Regions from separate parts of the Homo sapiens genome. Here region 1 is linked to region 2. A link is an interaction called in ENCODE POLR2A ChIA-PET data of the cell type or tissue named here. Cell type or tissue: OCI-LY7. All regions are shown on one strand. Links, peaks and the distances in the headings refer to the core of each region. The heading gives the core; the rest is flanking DNA. Region 1 has its middle 240 kb from the start of PUDP. Region 2 overlaps PUDP (pseudouridine 5'-phosphatase).

Region 1 (4,396 bases), core at 288-4,287, 310 kb before region 2:
TTATCAGCACTTGGATTTATTTCATTTGTCAAGCTCTTACTCAGTGGAAATTCCATGGAGAATTGTGCTTATTTTTGAACCGCCTGTCCAAAGCCATTGGGAAAATGTGAACAAACAAATCCCCAATTGGCTTGTAGCACATTTATTGTATTTGTAAACATGTTGATTTATTCCAGACTCTTGTGAGAGGGCCTGGAAAAAAATTGTCTCTATTTTTAACTGAGAAAACAAATTTTACTTCCATTAGAACACAGACTTTACATGCGTAATTCCAATAGATGTTACAGACTCTCTGTACGCTCAAGATAATAGAAGGATTAAATGCAATGAAATTATACATGAGAAATATAAAATACAGGAAAAAGAATGTCTTGATCTATTCTTCACCTCCTATGGCATTGTCTTTCCCCTAACTTCTTGCTTTTCTTCTTTCCTCCTGATTTTTTATCAGCAAAAGATAGAACCCCTATTCATAACGAGTAATTTCTCTCTTCCTAGGCTTTGTCAACACCCTCACACTCATGTTTGAGGAATTTTCTCAATAGCATGCCTTCTCATATTATTTTAGAAAGGCTTCTGGATTCCCCCTATGGGAAAACAAAAAGCAAAAACAGTCAAGTGCTTGAAATTGATTAGCTCAACCAGATGTACTTTTTCATTCCATTACTGTCCCTACCATCCACGTCACTTTGGAGGCTAGAAAATGTAGATTCCTATGTGCATAACTTAAAGAGTGAGCCAAAAATAAAGTAGAAATCTCTTTTTTTAGTACTTTTTTTTTTTAAATTGATGAACAGGCTTGAGATTATCTGAAGTTGGAGGGGATTATATAGGGAGTAGGAAAAAGAAATGCAGGGTCCCATAAGAAATAATTCTTAGTTGCAGAATAGAACTATAGTTTTCCATCTCTGAATTGCTATCCATGGAGAAGAGGCCCCCAGCTGAGAGACTGCAAGTAGCTTCCTTACTTCCTATCTCCCACTAAGAAGTTATGCTTCAGAAATATCTAGCATGACTAAGATTGCTCTTCTCCTGGGCCTTATTTTATATTAAAAATCTCCTCTGGCTCTGACTTTTCTACTTTAGCAGTACCTAGCACTTCCTCAGATAAGGACGGGAAATTTAGGAGTTTACAGAGTAGCCATAAGGATCCCATGCACATTTACGCTGATAAGAATCTAAAAACAAGGTACAGGCAGCATGCATAGCTACAGCATCAAGCTTTAGTAGCAACTTCATGGACTGACAGGGTTAAAGAGAATGAAAATGGAGAGGATTAGGAAATGCCCTCACACTCCACAGTTGACCTTTATCATAGTGGCTGTTATAGCAGATGGATTTATGAAGTCTATCAAATGGCATATTTTTCATGAGCCGTGTATAACATTTCAATAGAGTATGTTGAAAAACAAGATATCCCCTGACATCTGAGAGGCTCAGAATATCAAGAGGACTGGAATTCAGCAATGTTGACTTTTGCAACAAAATGTGTCCGGCTGTGATTGCAGATGTTCTTTGGTTTCTGGTTGAAGCTAGGATGCCTTGAAGTGTGCAAAACAATGAAGAAATGAAATTAGAAAATGTGTTTCAAAGCTAACCAGTGATTATGTCTCAGTGGACTGGGTTGAGGCAAAAGTTTAGGGCTGGGTATACAGTAGTTGAATCAATTTGGTTCCCAGTAAACAATACCAGATAAAAATACCTCTGTAAGCTATTTCTCTCTGTATCTCTCTCTCTCTGTCTCCTCCTGCTCCTTTCTCCTCTCCATTCACTCTCAAACATTTCTCTTTGGGTCTTTCTCTTTACCCACTCATTAGATTATACCTTTTGAATTCCAACTCCCAGATCCTACTATGACACATGCATTTTTTCCCCTCTGAGCAAAAGTGAATTCTACTGGTAGAAATTGCATTTTACTCATGCATATGAGCAAAACTGCCACAGCATTAAAGGACAGGGCAGTAGATGGATTTTTCCCCACACATGTCAAACTTTTCAATCATGCAACTCTAATCACCATTCCTTTGGCATGTTCACACTATTTTCTCCTTTGTTAATTCTTCAGCCATTAAGCAGCTACAAGTGATGAAGTCAAAAGCCCTTCACTCTAATCATCCAGAGTCATACGAATCAACATGATTTTCCACTGACCTTGAAAACCATGAATATTAGGGAGACTAATGTTGAAATAAACACTGAAAAAAAAAACACAGAAATTATGCAGTCCAATTTGCATGTAAACCTCTGGATTTCAGCACCTGTACTGTATAAGACACTTTGAGCCTAGACATGCAGCTGAGGTCAGGGGTCATGGGGCAGCTGAGAATAGGTTGTTACAGGTAAGCCTCCAGAAGGAAAGGAAAAATCAGCATTTACTGAGAGTGTACCATGCCCTAGGCACTTTGTCATGCCATATTTACTCTCCTATGAATTCTGTCATGTAGGCAGGTGAAAATTATTCAGATTTTGTAGGTGAGGAAGGTGAAATTTTAACAGATGGAGTAATTTTCCCAGGGTCACACAGCTAGTGTATGACCAACTAGGAATCTGAACCAAAGATTCCAAAGCTCAGTCTCTTTTATGCCACTTTTGCTCTCTTAAGCATTTTTAGGGTTCAGGAGCCCTTCCTAAGCCAATGTGGGTAAGTCAGTGGACACATGTCTTGGGGTACAATGGTAGTGCTGGAGGGAGGTGTGTATATGAGTGCATGGTGTTACACCCTCTATCTTCCTCCCACAACTACTGATAACCTACCTTCCTAGTACCTACCCTGCTAAAAGAGCAGAGAACTGGAGTGGGAATATTCTAGCCCAGCAGGAAGGCAGGAACTAGGAGGCAAAGTGAGGATCAAGGCAACACCAGGATCAGAGCAGAGTGAGGAATGAGGCCCAATGTAGAAACAAACTAGGATCTCCAGAGCTAGCAGACCCACACTGCTCTTCTCTTTCCTTCCAGAACTTGATGGGCGATAGTTGGTGGGGTATATTTCATTCCTCTCCTAGGTTGACAAACCCTGGAGTGGCTGAATAACAACATGATCCCAAGAACAAAGGGCTGGAAGGGCCTAGATAAAGACTGGAATTTGGGGTGAGGACTTGAGCACACCATAAGCTATAAAGAGATTCTGCCCATTGTCTTCAAGGATGAGATTGGCAATTTCTGATATTTATTTATTTATTTATTTATTTATTTATTTATTTATTTATTTGACAGAGTCTTGCTCTGTCTCCCACGCTGGACTGGACTGCAGTGGTGTGATCATGGCTCACTGCAAACTCCGGCTCCTGGGCTCAAACTATTCTCCTGCCTCAGCATCCCCAGTAGCTGAGACAGCAGGTGTGCGCCACCATGCCTGGCTAATTTTTATTTATTTATTTTGTGTGTGTGTGTGTAGAGATGAGGTCTCACCATGTTGCCCAGGCTGGTCTTGAACTCCTGAGCTCAAGTGATCCCCCCACCTCGGCCTCCCAAATGCTGGGATTACAGGCTTGAGCAACCGCACTCGGCCTGCAACTTCTGTTCTTTAGAGTTTATTCACACTCTCAAATCATGCCACCCTTTAGGGTATTACAGTTTATAACTGCTACTTTTCCTAATTATAAACATATAAAACTGGCTTATTTTAATAACTAGTAGTAGATGGGAAATTGGTGATTCAATAAAAAATACACACATATTCATATATAAAGCTGACAATAGATCTGAAACAGTAAACCAAAATATGTTTTCTTCTCCCTAGTTCATGAAACTCTGCCCACTGAACCCATTGAACCAGGAGAGCTGATTCCTTCAGAAGGAGGCACACATGCCTAGAATAAAGATCTCATTGCTGCATTTTGGGTTTGCAAAGTGGATGTGTCTCAATCTTCAGAGATGGTCTCGTTTTGCACGCAAGGTATTGACAGCAAAAGAAAAGGCTTTCTAAGTCCATAACATTTTTCTTGATAAACCAAAGTAAAACCTGGAAGTACAATCCTGGCATTTTGCTGTAAGCAATTAAAGAAGCACAGAAGTTAACATATAAAGAAAGTCCTCAAGAGACATAAAGGTGAAATAAGTTATTTGATATTGGAAGGATGAACTAAAGATGAGAAGAGGGAGAGGAAAAGCCAGGCAGTTGACATGAAGGGTGGGTTAAGTTCTTTAAGCTGAGAACCTCAAAGAGAAGGAGAGAAACTCCTGAAGTCTAGGCAGAGGAATCCAAGTAGAGAGTATTAGTGGCATCCCTTGCCTAGGCAAAGAAACATCTCCTGAGAAATACTTTTAGGGAAATCTCCCAAACAGCTACCCCTCTGACTCTCCCGTAAACTCTACACTCACTTGATGTGAGAGCCAGTAGTTCCTCCCTAGAAGACAGCTGGAGACAGTGTTTGGCATGCCTTTCTTTCAGATGGGG
Region 2 (4,396 bases), core at 270-4,269:
AGATCTTGAAAGTTTTCTCTTGGATAAATGTGCCTGTCAATCACATCGAATCTTATCCCCTGCCTCCATGTGCTATACCACAACAGCGACGTCTGCTGGACCGTGTGTGCTCTCTGGGTACACATTTTCCAGGAGGCAGCATCTTATTAGAGAGTAACAGGTCTGTCTTGTGTAAAGGAGAATGCTAACCGCTTCATGAGAAGGCTCCCCACCATGAACTCGGATAACCGGATGCTATTTTTTTAACTTATTTATTTTTTAATTGACAAATAGAAATCGTATATAGTTATCACACACAACGTGTTTTGAAGTATGTATACATTGTGGAGTGGCTGCGTCAAGGTAATGAACACATGCATCATCTCACTTTCTCATCATGTTTTGTGGGGAGAACACTTAAAATCTAGAATCTGAGTGATTTTCACATAGCCAAATGTTATTTTTAATGACCTTTGCCTTAATTGTCCATTCAATATCGGTCATAGATATTTATTGAGGGCCCAGCATGTGCCAGCCAAGCGTGGCCTCCTAATTGGAAACACAAACCCTGAGAAACTCTGAGCATTGTTGTGTAGTGCAGGGGCCATCCTCACACCCCCACAGCCAGCATTCAGCTTGCTTCATAAGCCATGGATGGAGTCAAAGGAAAACTAGCTCACCTTCCCACTATGTATCTGAAATCACTTTCTATTCCATGCTGCACACATGTACTGCAAGGAAAAGGAATGATTCCTGCCCCCACCACTGCCTTCCATTCCTAAGAACAGAGAGGATGGAGTACGAGGATGAGGAAAACAGACGGCAGGAAATAAGCAGTTTATTCACTGGATGTCTGCATGGGGTCTTGGGAGTGCAGAGGTTGTGACTCATTCTTGAGTGGAAGTTTCTAACCACATACATACAACCGCAATAACTGCAGCCAGCTGCTGGAGGTGTTGTGGTGAATCCCAGCGGGTTACAAGGGTGTGAGAAGCCTGGTAAAGTTTCCAGGAAGTGAAAGCACATGAGCTATGTCTTCACCCGCAAAGATGCAGGTAACAGCTCAGATTCTGAGTCTTAGGAAGAGGATGGAGGCCGGAGGGTGACAGGGTTTCTCTGTAGTCCTCAGGAAGTGAAACTGCCTCACAGGAAATAAAGCAATATCAATCAGGCAGTTTCTTTCTGTGTATATTTGAATATTGTCAATGTTTTAAAAATCACGACGTATTTCTTTTTTTTTCCTTCTTTTTTTTTTTGTTGTTGTTGTTGTTGAGACAGTCTTTCTCTGTCGAGTGCAGTGGTGTGATCTCGGCTGACTGCAACCTCCGTCTCTTGAGTTCCAGTGATTCTCCTGCCTCAGCCTCTCGAGTAGCTGGGATTACAAGCATGTGCCTCCACGCCTGGCTAATTTTTGTGTTTTTAGTAGAGATGGGATTTCACCATGTTGGTCAGGCTGGTCTGCAACTCCTGACCTCAAGTAATCCGCCCACCTCGGCCTCCCAAAGTGCTGAGATTGTAGGCATGAGCCACCATGCCCAGCCAAACCGGACATATTTCTAAGGAACGAGAAAGAGCAGCCGTCTGTCCACCACCTGCCCCCCACAACTGTCTTGAACCGCATCCCAGACAGCTTGGTGTCGTAGCTGACATTGCCTGTGTCGGCCCTCCTCTCCTGATTTATTTTAATCCTCATATGTTCTTTCTTCTTCTGGGAATTGTTCTTTTCTAGCATTCTGTTTTTGTTTTAAGGACTCAGTAACTTATATGTCTTCATGAATACTAATTATTATCATGACTGTTGCTTCCTCGCCCACTTTTCTCTGGATTGTCATTTTTTTCTGGCAGATTCCTGTCTTCTGCCTGTTTGAGTCTTCTTCCACAAACACCTGGCAGTGTCTGTTCTGCTCATTCACATTCAAGAACAGAGCACCTGTGTGTTCATTTCCTGGGGCTGCTGCCACAAGATACTGAAAACTCAGCAACTTCTAATAACAGAAGTTGACTGTCTCCCAGTTCTGGAGACTGGAAGTCTGAAATCAAGGTGTCTCAGGGCCACACTCCCTCTGTAGGCTCTAGGGGAGGATCCTTCCTGCCTTTCCCAGCTCCTGGGGGCTCTAGGCATCCCTGGGCTTGTGGCCACATCACTTCAGTCTCTGCCTCCGTTTCCACGTGGCAAAGTGAGCTCATCTCAAGATTTTTAACTTAATTACATCTCCAAAGACCCTTTTTCTAAACAAGACAGAAGTACCATGGGTGAGGACTTCTGTTTGGGGGCTACCGTTCAACCCACTGCTCTCAGTCACACAAAGCTTTTGAAGCATAACACCTGCTGTTCAGGCAGTTGCAAAAGTAGCCCCTAAGAAAGACAGCATGCCAAAGCACCTTCCCCATGGTGGGGTGGGGTGACGGGCCAGGCACCCTTAGGATGCCCATGCAGGAAGTGGAGGCTCAGCAGAATCCCACAGGTGTGTCTGGTCCTGGGATAGCATCAGCGTCTTCTCACAGGTAGCCAGGTGGCATCCATCAGCTGACCACATCGTCTGCCCCAGTGGCACGGGCTGTCTTCCATGTCTCACTTCATAGAGCTCTTCTAGACTGAGGCCCAGGACATGGTTCTCGGCACACAGCGTTAATGACATGCACGGCCCTCTAAGCGGTTCCCTCTCCCACTTTGCGTTGTCAACCCCCGGTACCCCCCACTTGATTCTGTTGCTCACTGCAGGTCTTAGGTAGTACAGAGAATGTTCAGGCTTGTAGGGTTCTGATGGCCAGATCACCCAACAAAAGAATGCCACGAACACCTGAGACCGCGCGGCAGCTGCCTGTCTTCTGCCTCTTTCCTTTGTTTAATCCTGTTTAATTGCACATCCCTGTTCTCACCCACCTTGGGTCTCTAGGATGGAGGAAAGCAGGAGCGTTTCTTCCCACTCACAGTGCTGATTCTCCACATTCCCCAGTTCTTCCCCTGGAGATGTGTCCTGTGAGCTGATTGTTTGGAGCAACAGATACCTAGATATCTGTCTCTCTGCCCTTCCTGTAAACCCACGGAAGCACACCAAATTCTAGGAGCTGGGAACTGGAGTTCATTTATACACATAATTAACCAGCTTCTCCCTAGAACAGAACTCCATTTGCATTTTTTCGTCTTTTACTTCTCAGGGAAAGCCACTGAGTGAGACAAAGTTTGTGTGCACTCTTTAAAAGATGAAAAACTTTGTGAAGGCATCAGGCAGTTTTGAATCAGGTGATTAGGATCGTTCATTCCTGATGATACACTGGAGCTATATCTGATGATAACGACACTACCTAACATTTATCTGGGGCTTCCTCACCCATGTCATTTTCCAGGCATTGTTCTTCTTGTGAATTAATTCCATGAGGAACGTTAATCATTGCTCTTTGACAGATGACAAAATTGAGGCCCAAAGAGGGCGTATAATTGACGGATGTCCCGTAATCTCTGACTGTGGTCATAGTCTTGTCTTGGCTTTCATCTTCATAGGAGTCCCAAGCATTTTGGAGATCTCAGTATGTTGTGGTGGTGTAAAGCAGTCGTCCAAAACCGTTTTTGATTCATTCTCCATCAATAAGAATGTTGAGCTGCATTCCAGTCTAGACACATTGGTGTGTGTTTGTTTATCTACTCCACCTTAGAAATAATTCACAGCAATAGAAATGCAAGAAGGATAAGCTAAAATAAAATAATCGGCCGGGTACAGTGGCTCACATCTCTAAGCCCAGGGCTTTGAGAGGCCGAGGCAAGAGGATTACTTGAAGCAGAACTTCAAGACTAGCTTAGCTAACATAGGGAGACCCTGTCTCTACAAAACATAAAAAAATTTACCAGGCATGGTGACATGCACCTGTAGTCCCAGCTATTCGGGAGGCTGAGGCTGGAGAATCGTTTTGAGCCCAGGAGGTCAAGGCTGCTATGATTGTTTGACTCTGCTCCAGCCTGGGTCACAGAGCAAGATCCTGTCTCAAAACAATAATAATAAAATAATCTGTTTAAGTTTTTAAAATTAATAGCACCAAAGTACTTTAAGAAAATTTTTATACAGTGTGTTTTACAGAGCCATGTGTTTAAGTGTGCTCCATTTTTTAAAATATTGGTTTAAAATTGTGTGATCTAGCAATTTAAAAATCTTGTTTTAAATTCAGATTGTTTTGATACTCAGCTTTAATCACTGTTTATATCCAGACAGAAGTTCATGATTGGCTAATTTTTTTTTTTTTTTTTTGAGATGGAGTCTGGCTCTGTCACCCAGGCTGGAGTGCAGTGGCGCTATGTCGGCTCACTGCAACCTCCACTTCCTAGGTTCAAGCGATTCTCCTGCCTCTGCCTCCCAAGTAACGGGTTACAGGACGCACTGCCACACGTGACTGTCTCTTTTTTAAAAAAATTAGAGCCTTTTAT

Evidence for each region. Peaks named below come from ENCODE experiments on the same cell type or tissue, not always from the same donor. Only the 100,000 strongest peaks of a DNase experiment are listed, where the experiment ranks them.
Region 1: POLR2A ChIA-PET joins it to region 2 with 6 read pairs; 2 of 35 experiments call an interaction of 5 or more read pairs at or near these places.

The regions. Positions count from the first base shown.
Region 1 is chrX:7,386,825-7,391,220 of GRCh38, reverse strand. No RefSeq gene overlaps it. Among named protein-coding and RNA genes, the nearest start is that of PUDP, 240 kb to the right of the region's middle. In OCI-LY7, for the core only: no CTCF peak of the experiment used is centred there; no DNase peak of the experiment used is centred there.
Region 2 is chrX:7,080,743-7,085,138 of GRCh38, reverse strand. The region is part of intron 2 of PUDP (pseudouridine 5'-phosphatase); the gene reads left to right. Among named protein-coding and RNA genes, the nearest start is that of STS, 65 kb to the left of the region's middle. RefSeq lists enhancers at 1,810-1,879, 1,999-2,499, 2,500-3,000. In OCI-LY7, for the core only: no CTCF peak of the experiment used is centred there; DNase peaks (open chromatin) are centred at 978, 1,918 and 2,332; H3K4me3 peaks cover 2,177 bases; H3K27ac peaks cover 2,499 bases.